Regions from separate parts of the Homo sapiens genome. Here regions 2 and 3 are each linked to region 1. The links are chromatin contacts, found by Hi-C or POLR2A ChIA-PET in ENCODE. All regions are on one chromosome and are shown on one strand. The core of a region is the stretch at or near the end of the contact, and the rest is flanking DNA. Distances in the headings are between cores, read along the strand shown. Region 1 holds the start of SIRT6 (sirtuin 6). Region 2 overlaps MAP2K2 (mitogen-activated protein kinase kinase 2). Region 3 overlaps YJU2 (YJU2 splicing factor homolog).

The links. A loop is a pair of places that touch in the nucleus more often than their neighbours do. ChIA-PET counts read pairs that join two places held with the same protein, here RNA polymerase II (POLR2A). Pooled maps may share reads with other maps.
Region 2: a map of CD4-positive, alpha-beta memory T cell shows a loop between it and region 1 (2.0-fold over the local background). The contact joins the enhancer-like site here to the promoter of SIRT6 in region 1. A Hi-C loop is called at or near these places in 2 of 168 maps with a recorded cell type or tissue (CD4-positive, alpha-beta memory T cell and breast epithelium), 4 of 37 single-sample maps with no recorded cell type and 7 of 50 pooled maps. POLR2A ChIA-PET finds 5 or more read pairs at or near these places in 4 of 52 experiments (GM10248, HepG2, Panc1 and 1 more).
Region 3: a pooled map shows a loop between it and region 1 (2.6-fold over the local background). The contact joins the enhancer-like site here to the promoter of SIRT6 in region 1. A Hi-C loop is called at or near these places in 2 of 50 pooled maps. POLR2A ChIA-PET finds 5 or more read pairs at or near these places in 2 of 52 experiments (OCI-LY7 and activated CD4-positive, alpha-beta T cell).

Annotation. Positions count from the first base shown.
Region 1 is chr19:4,181,313-4,185,372 of GRCh38, forward strand. SIRT6 (sirtuin 6) reads right to left here and starts at 1,251. Exons shown (of 8, transcript NM_016539.4): 1 at 1,162-1,251. The coding sequence starts at 1,227. ANKRD24 (ankyrin repeat domain 24) reads left to right here and starts at 1,377. Exons shown (of 22, transcript NM_001393985.1): 1 at 1,377-1,428. RefSeq lists enhancers at 1,225-1,314, 1,385-1,434.
Region 2 is chr19:4,107,536-4,111,476 of GRCh38, forward strand. MAP2K2 (mitogen-activated protein kinase kinase 2) reads right to left here. Exons shown (of 11, transcript NM_030662.4): 3 at 2,974-3,120. Among named protein-coding and RNA genes, the nearest start is that of MAP2K2, 15 kb to the right of the region's middle. RefSeq lists an enhancer at 1,811-1,940. Within about 2 kb of position 1,421, at least 8 of the 41 ENCODE cell types and tissues checked have a DNase peak (open chromatin) inside an H3K27ac peak, as active enhancers do.
Region 3 is chr19:4,266,185-4,270,430 of GRCh38, forward strand. YJU2 (YJU2 splicing factor homolog) reads left to right here. Exons shown (of 8, transcript NM_018074.6): 7 at 1,440-1,590; 8 at 2,400-2,904. The coding sequence ends at 2,512. Among named protein-coding and RNA genes, the nearest start is that of SHD, 11 kb to the right of the region's middle. Within about 2 kb of position 1,612, at least 4 of the 41 ENCODE cell types and tissues checked have a DNase peak (open chromatin) inside an H3K27ac peak, as active enhancers do.

The DNA of each region.
Region 1 (4,060 bases), core at 1-2,500:
GGCTTAGATGTCACTTCAGTGACAGTGATGCCTCCCTTGGCCAACTGGTTTCCATGCAACCCCTAGTCAGTCTCCCTTACTAGAAGGAGGGGTTTTTAATCTGTGTTGCTCCTGGCTGTGGCCTTAGTACCTAGAAAGTGCCTGAGCTACAGTAAGTGCTCTATAAATGTTGGTGGAATAAAGTGACTAACAGGCCGGGTATGGTGGCTCACGCCTATAATCCCAGCACTTTGGGAAGCCAAGGTGGGTGGATCACTTGAGATCAAGAGTTCAAGAGCAGACTGGCCAACATGGTGAAACCCCGCCTCTACTAAAAATACAAAAATTAGCCAGGCGTGGTGGCAGGTGCCTGTAGTCTCATCTACTCTACTCAGGAGGCTGAGGCAGGAGAATCGCTTGAACCTAGGAGGCGGAGGTTGCAGTGAGCCGAGATCGCGCCACTGCACTCCAGCCTGGGCGACAGAGAAACTCCATCTCAAAAATATAATAATAATAATAATAAAGTGACTAACAGCAGCAGTGAAGAGTGGGGCTTCTGGACGGGCGCACACCATCAGCGCTCATTAAATGCATGAGTCAGAATGCATGGGCCAGCCTTATGGAATGGGGCCATCTTCACCTCGTTTGCAGAAAGTTTGGAGATGGAGACCCAAAAGGGAAGTGACTTCCCCAAAGTCCCACAGTGCGTGGAGGGGGCAGCCGATCCCTCCACTTCCCCTCTGAGTGGCTGGAGGGATCTTTCTGGCACATTCTGTCCAGTCCCCTCGCCAGGGCAAAACCCTTCCCCATCACCCTCAGGATAAAGTGCCAACTCCCCAGCCTGGCATTTGAGCCCCGTCCTGGCCCGGCTCTGGAAACCTCCCAGGCCTAATCGTTCTCCAGGTGTGTTTATTCCCACCTCCCTTTGCGCCTGTCGTCCCCTCTTCCTGGAACTACATCCCCTCTCTCCCCGATCAGCCCCGACAGGGTGACCACAGAGTTGGGCGTGTTGGCGTCCCCCGGCGCGCAGGGGCGTCACTTCCCGCCCCTTCCTCACTGGGAAGTCCCTCCCATTGTCTAGCCTCAGTGCCCCCTGATATTCCCACAATGCCCCCCTGCCATCCGGCCGCTCCCAGCCCGCGGCCCTGGGGCGCGATGCTCGGGACCCTCAGACGCGCTCACCTCCGGGAGGCCGCACTTGCCCTTGTCCGCGTACGGCGACAGCCCCGCCGCGTAATTCACCGACATCCTCGACTGCCCCACGGGAACAATAAAGTTTCCCTTGTTGAGGCCGCTTCCGCCGGAAGCGGGGCGGGGCGGGGAAGAAGGAGGAACCGCGTTCCAGTCCTGCGCACCCGGCCTCCCACGGCAAGGCGCATGCGCCTCTTGCTGACGCCGCAGGCGACATGTTATCTGCTGTCAGAAGGAAGCCTGCCTCTTTGCATGCAGGTGTTTGCGGGGCTTGGGAAGGGGCTCCCCGATGACCCGGGCGGGAAATTGGGGCGGCCGCCTACGTGAGAGTTCTCCAGTCACCTCTAAAATGCGGGACACAGGCTATCCATGTCCCCACAACCCCTTTTACGGATTAGTAAATTCCGTAAGGACAGAGCCGGACAGCAGGGACCCCAGCCTAAGGGTTTTGAATGCCACGCAGAGTTACCTGAATATCTCATTTGTGTGTGTGTGTGTGTGTGTGTGTGTGTGTGTGACGGAGCCTCGCTCTGTTGCCCAGGCTGGAGTGCAGTGGCGCAATCTCGGTTCACTGCAACCTCCGCCTCTTGGGTTCAAGCGATTCTCCTGCCTCAGCCTCCCTAGTAGCTGGGATTACAGGCGCCCGCCACCACACCCAGCAAATTTTTGTATTTTTTAGTAGAGACGGGGTTTCTCCATGTTGGTCAGGCTGGTCCCGAACTCCTGACCTCAGGTGATCTGACCGCCTCGGCCTCCCAAAGTGCTGGGATTACAGGCGTGAGCCACTGCGTCCGGCCAAGTTATCTGAGTATCATCCAACTGGAGGTTCTGCATTCTGCAGGACAGGTCCTGCTCAAGGTCAATGGGGCTGGTGGCCTGGAGGACTCATTTAAGAATCATGTGTTGAGTACCTACTTTGTACTGGGCACACTGGAGAGCAAAGGTGGTACCATCTATGCCCTGGTGGCTGCGGGTGGACACAAACATGTGACCAGGTAATGGTGACATGGTGTGGTTGGGGTGCAATGGGTGATGCAGAGGGCACAGGGCAGTGAGGGGGCTCACAGGAGGCACCTGACCCAGGCTGGGGGCATCCGGGAGGGCTTCCTGGAGGAGGGGATGTTGCAGCAAAGATCTAAAAAGTGAGTGAGCCGGGCGCAGTGGCTCACACCTGTAATCCCAGCACTTTGGGAGGCCAAGGCAGGTGGATCACCTGAGATTGGGAGTTCGAGACCACCCTGACCAACATGGAGAAACCCCGTCTCTACTAAAAATACAAAATTAGCTGGGTGTGGTGGCCTGTAATCGCAGCTGCTCGGGAGGCTGAGGCAGGAGAATTGCTTGAACCCAGGAGGCGGAGATTGCGGTGAGCCGGAGATCGCGCCATTGCACTCCAGCCTGGGCAACAAGCATGAAACTCCGTCTCAAAAATAAATAAATAAATAAATAAAGAGTGCATGAGTCAGGTAGAGCCGGTTGGGGTGACATGAAGTACAGAAAGAATGTTCCTGGTGGGGGGAACAGCAAGTGCAAAGGCTGAGAAAGAGGAAGAGCATGGCTCCTTCCAGAAACTGAAATCAGTCCAGTGATGATAGGGAAGATCGTGGGTGTCTTCCCGCCAGAGCCAGTTGGCCAACAGGCAGTCCGCTGCCAGCCTGTCTCCTCCCTCGGCTCATCCCCGGCCCCCTGGGGCGGCCGCCTGCTCAGAGCCGATCAGGTGTCAGAGTGGAGCGGCTGGAGCTGCTCGTGGCCCAGCTGGGAGTGGGTAACCGGAGCCGGCAGTGGGCACTGTGGCCGGGAGCTCGGGGCACTGGAGCTGCAGGAGGTAGGGGAGGAAGGAGGTGGGAGAGGCCCAGGACGGAGGATCCCCTTATGGCCCCAGGCCCCTGAGCCCTTGTATGTGGGAGAAAGAAGCCGTGCTGAGTCCTAGCCAGGCTGCGGAGCTACCCAGGTACCCTGACACACACATGCACTCGTTCACCCACGCACTTCCCACTTGCCGGCCTGTGCCCTGCCTAGCTTCCTCCAAGGCAGGTGCTCAACATCCCACCCGGCCATCAGGCCCTTCTTATTTACCATCACCTCTTCCAGCAAGCAGCTTCCTAAATTTAGCAGGCGTTTCTCCCTCCCCCAAGCCCACGGATTGTCTTCTCCCAAGCAGCCTGTGAACTCCTCTGTTGGGTGTCTTATTACCCCCTGCTTTGGGTGTGATTGAATCCTCCAGTCAGAGGTAGAAGAAAAAAGGGTAGGTAGTGAGTGAATGGGCACCGGTGGAGGGGTAGATGAATGGATGGGTGGGTGGATGGATGGGGGGCGAATAGGTGGATTGGTGGTTTGGTAGATGGGTGAATGGGTAGATGTATGGATGGATGGGTGGATGGATGAATGGGTGGGTGATTGGGCAAATGGATGGAGGGATGGATAAGTGGATGGATGGATGGATGGAAGGATCCATGGATGGACTGGTGGGTGGGTGGATGGATGCACTGGTGGGTGGGTGGGTGGATGGATGGATTGGTGGTTGGGTGGGTGGATGGAGGGATGGATAAGTGGATGGATGAGTGGATGGGTGGGTGGGTGGATGGGTGGATGGGTGTGTGATTGGGTGGGCAGATGGGTGGATGGATGGATGCTTGGGCAGATGGATGGATGGGTGGTTGGGTGGATGGATGAAGGGATGGATAAGTGGATGGATGGGTGGATGAGTGGATGGATGAATGGTGGGAGTTGGTAGGTGTTTGGGTGGGTGGATGGATGTGTGGGTGAAATCTGATTAAAGGGTGATGAAGAACCATGAGAACATGAATTGGGTGGGTGGGTTTGTGGGTGGTGGCCAGTGGGTGGTTATACAGTGCTTAGGTGGGAGGATGGATGTCCAGGTGAGTGCATA
Region 2 (3,941 bases), core at 171-2,670, 74 kb before region 1:
AAAAAAAAAAACAAACTTAAAAAGCTACTCAAGCGTGCTGGTGCACCTGTAGTCCCGGCTACCTGGAAGGTTGAGGCAGGAGGATCGTTTGAGCCCAAGAGGTGGAGGCTGCAGTGAGCTAGGATCATGCCACTGCACTCCAACCTGGGTGACAGAGAGAGACCTTGTACCCCCTACCCCCCACAAAAAAAGAAGGAAAAAAATGCAAAATAAAGATGACATAGAAATATGAGGAAACAGCGTAGAAATACAGGGAAATGGCTGCAGCAGCCAGGACATGGATGCAACACCTGTGCGTGCCGGGTGCCATCCTGGGAGGAGCTCACACAGTCCTCACCCCAGCAGGGACTACGACCTCCCTCAGCTTCACAGCAGAAGCGGCAAGAGTCCTGTCCCGAACCCGTGGTAAGGGTGAGCGGTGGGGCCGAGACCTGACCCGGACGCCCATCCTCAGCCCCGGTGCTAAGCTGCCCCTTTGCCTCACTGGGGTGGCCTGGGAGGGAATGAATCAGGTGCTGGGCAGGCCCTTCCATGGAAACCTATGGGCACTCAGGTGAATTCCGAGAGCATCGTTCAGCATGGAGAGAATTCACAGGGCCGGCGAGGATGGCAGGGATGGCCCCCTTGGATGACTTTACTTCCACGGATGCTGCCCTGTCAGGGCTCACCCAATGCTTTAAAAATCAACGTGCTCCACGTTGTTTTTGTTTGTTTGTTTGTTTTGAGATGGAGTCTCGCTCTGTGGCCCAGGCTGGAGTGCAGTGGCACGATCTCAGCTCACTGAAAGCTCTGCCTCCAGGGTTCACGCCATTCCCCTGCCTCAGCCTCCCAAGTAGCTGGGACTACAGGCACCCGCCACCATGCCTGGCTAATTTTTTTTGTATTTTTTTTTTTTTTTTTAGTAGAGACGGGGTTTCACCACGTTAGCCAAGCCAGAATAGTCTCGATCTCCTGAACTCGCCTCGGCCTCCCAAAGTGCTGGGATTACAGGTGTGAGCCACCGCCCCTGGCTAGACCACCTCGGAACTTTTAAAGGGTGCACTCCATAACACAGACAGCACGGCCTGTGTCTCCCTCCTGCAGCCTGGTGGTCTGTGTGGTGTCCCCTGGGGTGCCAGCACCCACTCTGGGAACCCCCATTTTAAATTCACCAAGAATAGAGGTTGGGGGCGGGTTGCCACACTGTCCCCTTTCTGCATGGGAGGAAGGGGGCTCGAGAACTGAGTCAGCCACACAAAACGAGGATGGACAGAACTCCTGAGTAGCGAGGGTGCCTGCCGGGCGCGAGGAGGAGGGGGAAGACGAGGAAGACGAGGAGGAGGAATAGGGAGCACCACATGACAGAGGGGCTGCCTCAGACCACAAAGCGCTTCCTCATCCTTTCCTCGCCCTTTGATGCCGCCGGCAACGTGACTCTGCGAGCAGCGGGGCAGACGCCAGGTCTCCCTCGCAGGCGGGAAAGGGGCTCCAAGGCGGGTGCTGCCTTGCTCGGGTCACATGGCTACGTGGGGGCCTTGCTCAAATTCACTTCCTGCCTTCATTACAAAACTGTCAAAGGGGATCGCACGTTTGCAGGGTGTCACCCAAGCATTCTGGTTTTGCAAACGACGCTGTGCGGCAGGCGGTCTGATACCTGATGAGCTCGGTGTGGCGGGGTCGGCAGCATTTCCTCCGGGGTTTTGAGCTCTGGCCACTTCTCCTTTTGTTCCACCCAATCTCACCCACTTCTGGGCTTCGAGGCCAGAGTGTCTTAACAAGGGGGCACGTCAGAGTCAATGAAGGGGGTGCCTGTACCCCACCCTAGAGACTGTGGTCCCACAGATCTGAGCTGGGGGAGGCACAGGCCTGCCTTGACAAGCTCAGACTGCCACACTTTCCTGAGAAGGCCATTTAAAAACAGTCATCAGCTTTGTTATGTTTTGAGACAGCATCTCGCTCTGCTGCCCGGGCTGGAGTGCAGTGGCGTGACCAAAGCTCACTGTAGCCTCAACCTCCTGGGCTCAAGTGATCTTCCCACCTCAGCCTCTCATGTAGCTGGTGCTATTTTTATCCCCATTTTTAAATGTTGTTAACAATTTTAAAACAGGCACGTGCCACCACACTCACCTAATATTTTAAATTATAGAGATGGTTTCTCACTATGTTGCCCAGCCTGGTATCGAACTCCTGGGCTTAAATGATCCTCCCACCTCAGCCTCCCAAAATGGTAGGATTACAGGCATGAGCCACCGTGCCCGGCCTAATAGGGATCAGTTTTTAATTGCATCTACCCTGGAACCCAGCAATTCCCTCACACAGCTTACCTCACAGGTGTGCCTGCGAGTCAGTGCCATGTTATTTGAGATAGGGCAGAGACTGGAAACAACCTACGTACCCCCCAAAACGGGAGTGTTTTCCCTCTCTGCTGTCATAAGGACGCCCGGGATACAGCAAGAGAAAAAGCAAAGCTGGGAGGAAGACATGAGTGCTTAAAAAACAAAATCATTGGCTGGGCGCGGTGGCTCACACCTGTAATCCCAGCACTTTGGGAAGTCGAGGCAGGTGGATCACCTGAGGTCAGGAGTTTGAGACCAGCCTGGCCAAGATGGTGAAACCCTGTCTCTACTAAAAATACAAAAATTAGCCAGGAGTGGTGGCGGGCGCCTGTAATCCCAGCTACTCGGGAGGCTGAGTCAGAAGTATCACTTGAATCTGGGAGGTGGAGGTTGCAGTGAGCCGAGATTGTGCCACTACTAGATTCTAGCCTGAGTGACAGAGTGAGACTGCCTCTCAAAAAAACAAAAAGAAAACAAAACAAAACCAAAGGCATCTACATATACATACTTGTATGGCATCGACTGCCTTGAGAAGGATCCCCTGGAAGCCAGCGCACTGTTGCCTCTGAGGAAAGGGGCCGTGAGGGGGTCTTCCTTCTCCCCAACATGCTCTGTTCCGTGGAGGCCCTGCCCCTGCCCCTGCCCCGGACGCACTCACCATGTGTTCCATGCAAATGCTGATCTCCCCGTCACTGTAGAAGGCCCCGTAGAAGCCCACGATGTACGGCGAGTTGCATTCGTGCAGGACCTGCAGCTCGCGGATGATCTGGTTCCGGATGGCCGGCTTGATCTCAAGGTGGATCAGCTGCAAGGGGAGAGGGGCGAGACTGGCTTGGGGGGTGCCCGAAAACGGGATGAAGGCATTTGGGGCCTCTGCTCTGCAGGCGTTCCCAACAGTGGTCAAGACCAACTCAGTACCCCCTCCGCAATTCCACCCCTAGGTGTCTGCCTAGAAGTGGACACATACGTCCACACAGAAACGTGTCCCAAGTGCTCACAGCAGCACGACTCACAGCAGGCAAGGGTGGAAAGAACCCAGGCGTCCACCCAGGGCAGAACAGGCCAACCCAGCGCAGCCCACCCCTCACTGAAACAGGACTCAGCCGTAAAGAGGAACCAGGCCAAGACCCCGGCCACAGCGTGGGTGAACCCTGAGGATGTCATGCTTAGTGCGAGATGCCAGACACAAAAGGCCACATAATATGTGATCCCATTTCTGTGAAATGTCCAGGACAGGCTGATCCAGAGACAGGAAGGGGATGTGTGGGTGCCGGGGGCTGGAGGAGGGGATGGGGGTGACTGCTGATGTGGACAGGGTTCTTTTTGGGGTGATGGAATACTGTAAAATTGACTGTGGTGATGAGGACGATGCCGTGAATATCCTACAATCCACTGAGTCACATACTTTCAAAGGGGACACTGTAAGGTATGTGAATTACACCTCAATAAACCTGTTTTCAAAAAAGACCAATTAAGCAAACACTTAATTCCCACTCAGTTGTAGTGGGAGCTGTGTGAAAGCATTTTTCCCCATCAAATCAGACTTTGACAAAGTGCTTGCCTTTCCCAGGAGGGAGGCAGGGCAATGGCTCCCCTCCAGGCCTCTCTCCACTTGGGGTGGGTCTA
Region 3 (4,246 bases), core at 362-2,861, 85 kb after region 1:
CGTGATCCACCTGCCTTGGCCTCCCAAAGTGCCGGGATTAGAAGCATGAGCCACTGCGCCCGGCCCAGAGCCACAACTTTAAGGAGGCCTCTCCACCACCTTAGCAGTGGCCGCCCCTCACACCGTCAGCTTGGCACTCAAGGTCTCTGCCCATTCTCCATCCCACCTAGCCTGCCCTGGCACTTCCTGAATCACACTGTGGCTTCTCATCACGCCTTTACCCATGCCATTCCCCTTACCTGGGATGCCCCCTTTGCCAAGCACTCGCTTGGTGAACTCCTACTCGCCCTTCAATACCCAATGCAAGACGCCCTTCCTCTGAGAAGCTCATCCTCACAATTCAAGCTCACGCACCCTGGCTTCTCTCTCACCCAGATGGATGTTATCCTGGGTATTGGTCTCCTTGTCCCTCTCCCTCCCCACACGGTGAGCTCCGTGAGGGCAGAGCACCCATTGGGACTTCCTTAACCCAGTGGTTACCACTTCCTCTATTTAAACATAAAACAGATTGAAGAGGCTAGATGCAGTGGCTCACGCCTGTCATCCCAGCTCTTTGGGACGCTGAGACGGGAGGATCGCTTGAGCCAGGAGTTTGAGACCAGCCTGGGCAACATAGCGAGATCCCGTCTCTACAAAAATTAAAAATGTTAGCCTGCCATGGTGGCGTGCACCTGCAGGAGGCTGAGGCAGGAGAATCGCTTGAGCCCAGGAGTTCGAGGCTGCAGTGAGCTATGATTGCACCACTGCACTCCAGCCTGGGCAATAGAGTGAGACCTTCCCCCCAAAAAAATTTTTTTAATAATATAGATTAAAGGGTCCCTTCTGTTGCAGTTAAGGAGCTGGAGGCCTTTTCTACCTGCCCCTAACTCTTTCTCAAGGCGGCTTCCTCCATTTTCACTCGTTCTCTCAAGTACATTGAGCACCTCCTTGTGCCAGGAACTGTTTGTGGCACCGCAGAGCCAGCAGTGGGGAAGACAGGAGCTCACGGCAGAGTTGGGGAGAGAGTTATAACAGCCAGCAGAGGGCACTGTGAGCGTGGACATGCAGCCTGCATGTGAGCTTGAACCATGATGGGCTTCTCAGAGGAGGGGTGTCTTGTGTTGGGTATTGAAGGGTGAGTAGGAGTTCACCAAGCGAGTGCATGGAAAAGGGGGCATCCCTGGTGAAGGGAATAGCATGGGTAAAGGCGTGGAGATGAGAAGCCATGGTGTGACTCAGGAAGTGCCAGACCAGGCTATGTGGGATGGAGAATGGGCAGAGGCCTTGAGTGCCAAGCCTAGGGCAGTGGGGAGCCATAGAGGAGTTTAGAGCAGAGGAGGAATGTGGTCAGTGCAGCAGTGGAAGAGTGGGCATGGGGCAGTGAGCAGGGGTTGTGGCGAGGGGCCAGACTGGGCCCTGGATCCGGGCCAGACCCCCACATGTGTCCCCATCACCTGCAGGCCCCAAAGCCCAAGAGGAAGGTGGAGGTCTGGGAGCAGAGCGTTGGCAGCCTGGGCAGCCGGCCCCCGCTGTCGAGGCTGGTCGTGGTGAAGAAGGCAAAGGCCGACCCGGACTGCAGCAACGGGCAGCCTCAGGCGGCCCCCACCCCAGGTAAGGTCACAGAGTTCCCAGAGCCGGGCGCGGTTTCTATAGTGGCCTGTAGGTGGCAGCAGCTCCCTTTGCAGTTACAGAGACTTCATGGGGTGGGTGGGGGCGGCCTGCGACCCCCACAGGACCAATTAGTGGAGTGAGCAGAGAAGGCAGGCGGCTTCTTTTTTTCTTTTTTCTTTTTTCTTTTTTTTTTTTTGAGACAGAGTCTTGCTCTGTTGCCCAGGCTGGAGTGCAGTGGTGCCATCTCGGCTCACCGCAACCTCCGCCTCCCTGGTTTGAGCAGTTCTCTGCCTCAGCCTCCCAAGTAGCTGGGACTACAGCACCACGCCCGGCTAAATTTTTGTATTATTAGTAGAGGTGGGATTTCTCCATGTTGGTCAGGCTGGTCTGGAACTCCCGACCTCAGGTGATCCACTCACCTCGGCCTCCCAAAATGCTGGGATTACAGGCATGAGCCACCGCGCCCGGCCTGTTTTTGTCTTTTAGTTGCCTTAGTATGATGTTTCCTAAGGCGATTAAGTCCACAGTGACTGGACTGTGAACTTTGCGCCATTTCCATTCTTGGCAGCGCACGTTGCCTGCCTGGGCAAGGTTTGCATTGGCCATTGTTCAGAAGCGGAGCTGTTGAGTCCCGGGTGTGCAGATGTAAATCTGCAATGGGTCCCATCAGGTGCCATCCAGAAAGGCCAGGCCATTCACATGCTGTCACCTCTGGACCTTGCAAACCTGCAGAGGTGGCCGGCCCCGTGCCTTGTCCCTGGCCTGTCTGCTGTGGAGCTGAGATGAGCTAACTCTCGCTCTCCCACCAGGAGCCCCGCAGAACAGGAAGGAGGCCAACCCTACACCCCTGACGCCTGGCGCGTCCTCCCTGAGCCAACTGGGTGCATACCTGGACAGTGACGACAGCAACGGCAGCAACTGAGCCCTCCCAGGACCCCCTCACGGGGTCAAAGTCACACGTCCAGCTTCAGCCACATTGAGGCCAGCATTGCTGGTGGTCAGGGCAGGAGGCCTTGGCGTGACTGGAGGCCGGACAGACAAGCGCCAGCGTGCTCCAACACATAGGGCCACCAGGGGCCTCAGCCCCAGGAGGTCCCTTCTCTGTGCCCTCACCAGCCTCTCAACACCTCGGGGACCCCTGCTGCTCCTGCCCCCACCTGTCACTGTGCTTAGGGCTGCAACATCCCTGGAGCAGCTTCCAACACTACTTCAGGGTGGCAGTGTTTGGGGCACTGGGCGAGCCTGCCGGCCTCTAGATGGCCTCATCTCTTCCTTCCACAAACTGTCTAGAACCAATAAAAGGAAACCTGCCAACCGCCTGGGCCCCTTCTCTCTCCCAGAGTCTGATGAGGAGGTCCCAGGACCTCCTCTGTTAGCACAATTCGAGGGTCATTCCACAGAGGTTTGTTTGTGTCTTGAGACAGGATCTCACTCTGTTGCCCAGGCTGGAGTGCGGTAGCGTATTCTTGACTCACTGCAGCCTTGAACTTCCGAGCTCAGGTGATCCTCCCACCTCAGCCTCGCGAGTCGCTGAGACCTCAGGTGGATGCCACCATTCCTGGCTAACTTTTTGTATATTTAGTAGAGACTGGGTTTCATCATGTTGCCCAGGCTGATCTTGAACTCATGGGCTCAAGTGATCCTCCTGCCTCAGCCTCACAAAGTGCTGGGGTCACAGGCATAAGCCACTGTAACAGGCATGAGCCCAGATATTTATATTTAGTTGTCGCCTGAGTGTGCATCTGGGCTCTTTTTGTTTTCTCTTCTTTTTTTTTTTCTTTCTTTACCTTTTTTTTTTTTTTTTTTTTTTGGAGACGACGTCTCGCTCTTGTCCCCCAGGCTGGAGTGCGATGGCGCGATCTTGGCTCACTGCAACCTCCGCCTCCCGGGTTCAAGCGATTCTCCTGCCTCAGCCTCCAGAGTAGCTGGGATTACAGGCGCCCGCCACCACGCCTGGCTTAATTTTTGTATTTTTAGTAGAGACAGGGTTTCACCATGTTGGCCAGGCTGGTCTTGAACTCCTGACCTCAGGTGATCTGCCTGCCTCAGCCTCCCAAAGTGCTAAGATTACAGGCCTGAGCCATTGTGCCCTGCCTGTACAATCTTTTTGTTTGTTTGTTTGAGACAGAGTCTCCCTCTGTTGCCCAGGCTAGAGTGCAGTGGTGTGATCTTGGCTCACTGCAACCTCCACCTCCCAGGTTCAAGCAATTCTCTGCCTCAGCCTCCCCAGCAGCTGGGATTACAGGTGCCTGCCACCACGCCCAGCTAATTTTTGTGTTTTTAGTAGAGACGGGTCTCACCATCTTGGCCAGGCTGGTCTTGAACTCCTGACCTCAGGTGATCTGACTGCCTCAGCCTCCCAAAGTGCAGGGATTACAGGCGTGAGACACTGCACCAGCCTGGAATCTTTTAAAGTGAACAATATGAACCTTCTTTGAGTAGGCAGTTCCATTTCTGGCTGTCTGTTCTAAGAGGTATTTGCCCACATTCATAAGGAAACACCCACGAGGAGGTTTGTCGTGACACTGTGTTTAGCAGCAACATTATGGGGAACGAACCCAATGTCCCCAGTAGGTGAAGGCTGAACTCTGGCATAAATAATGGAATTCCAGCCGGGTGTGGTGGCTCAGGCCTGGAATCCCAGCTACTTGGGAGG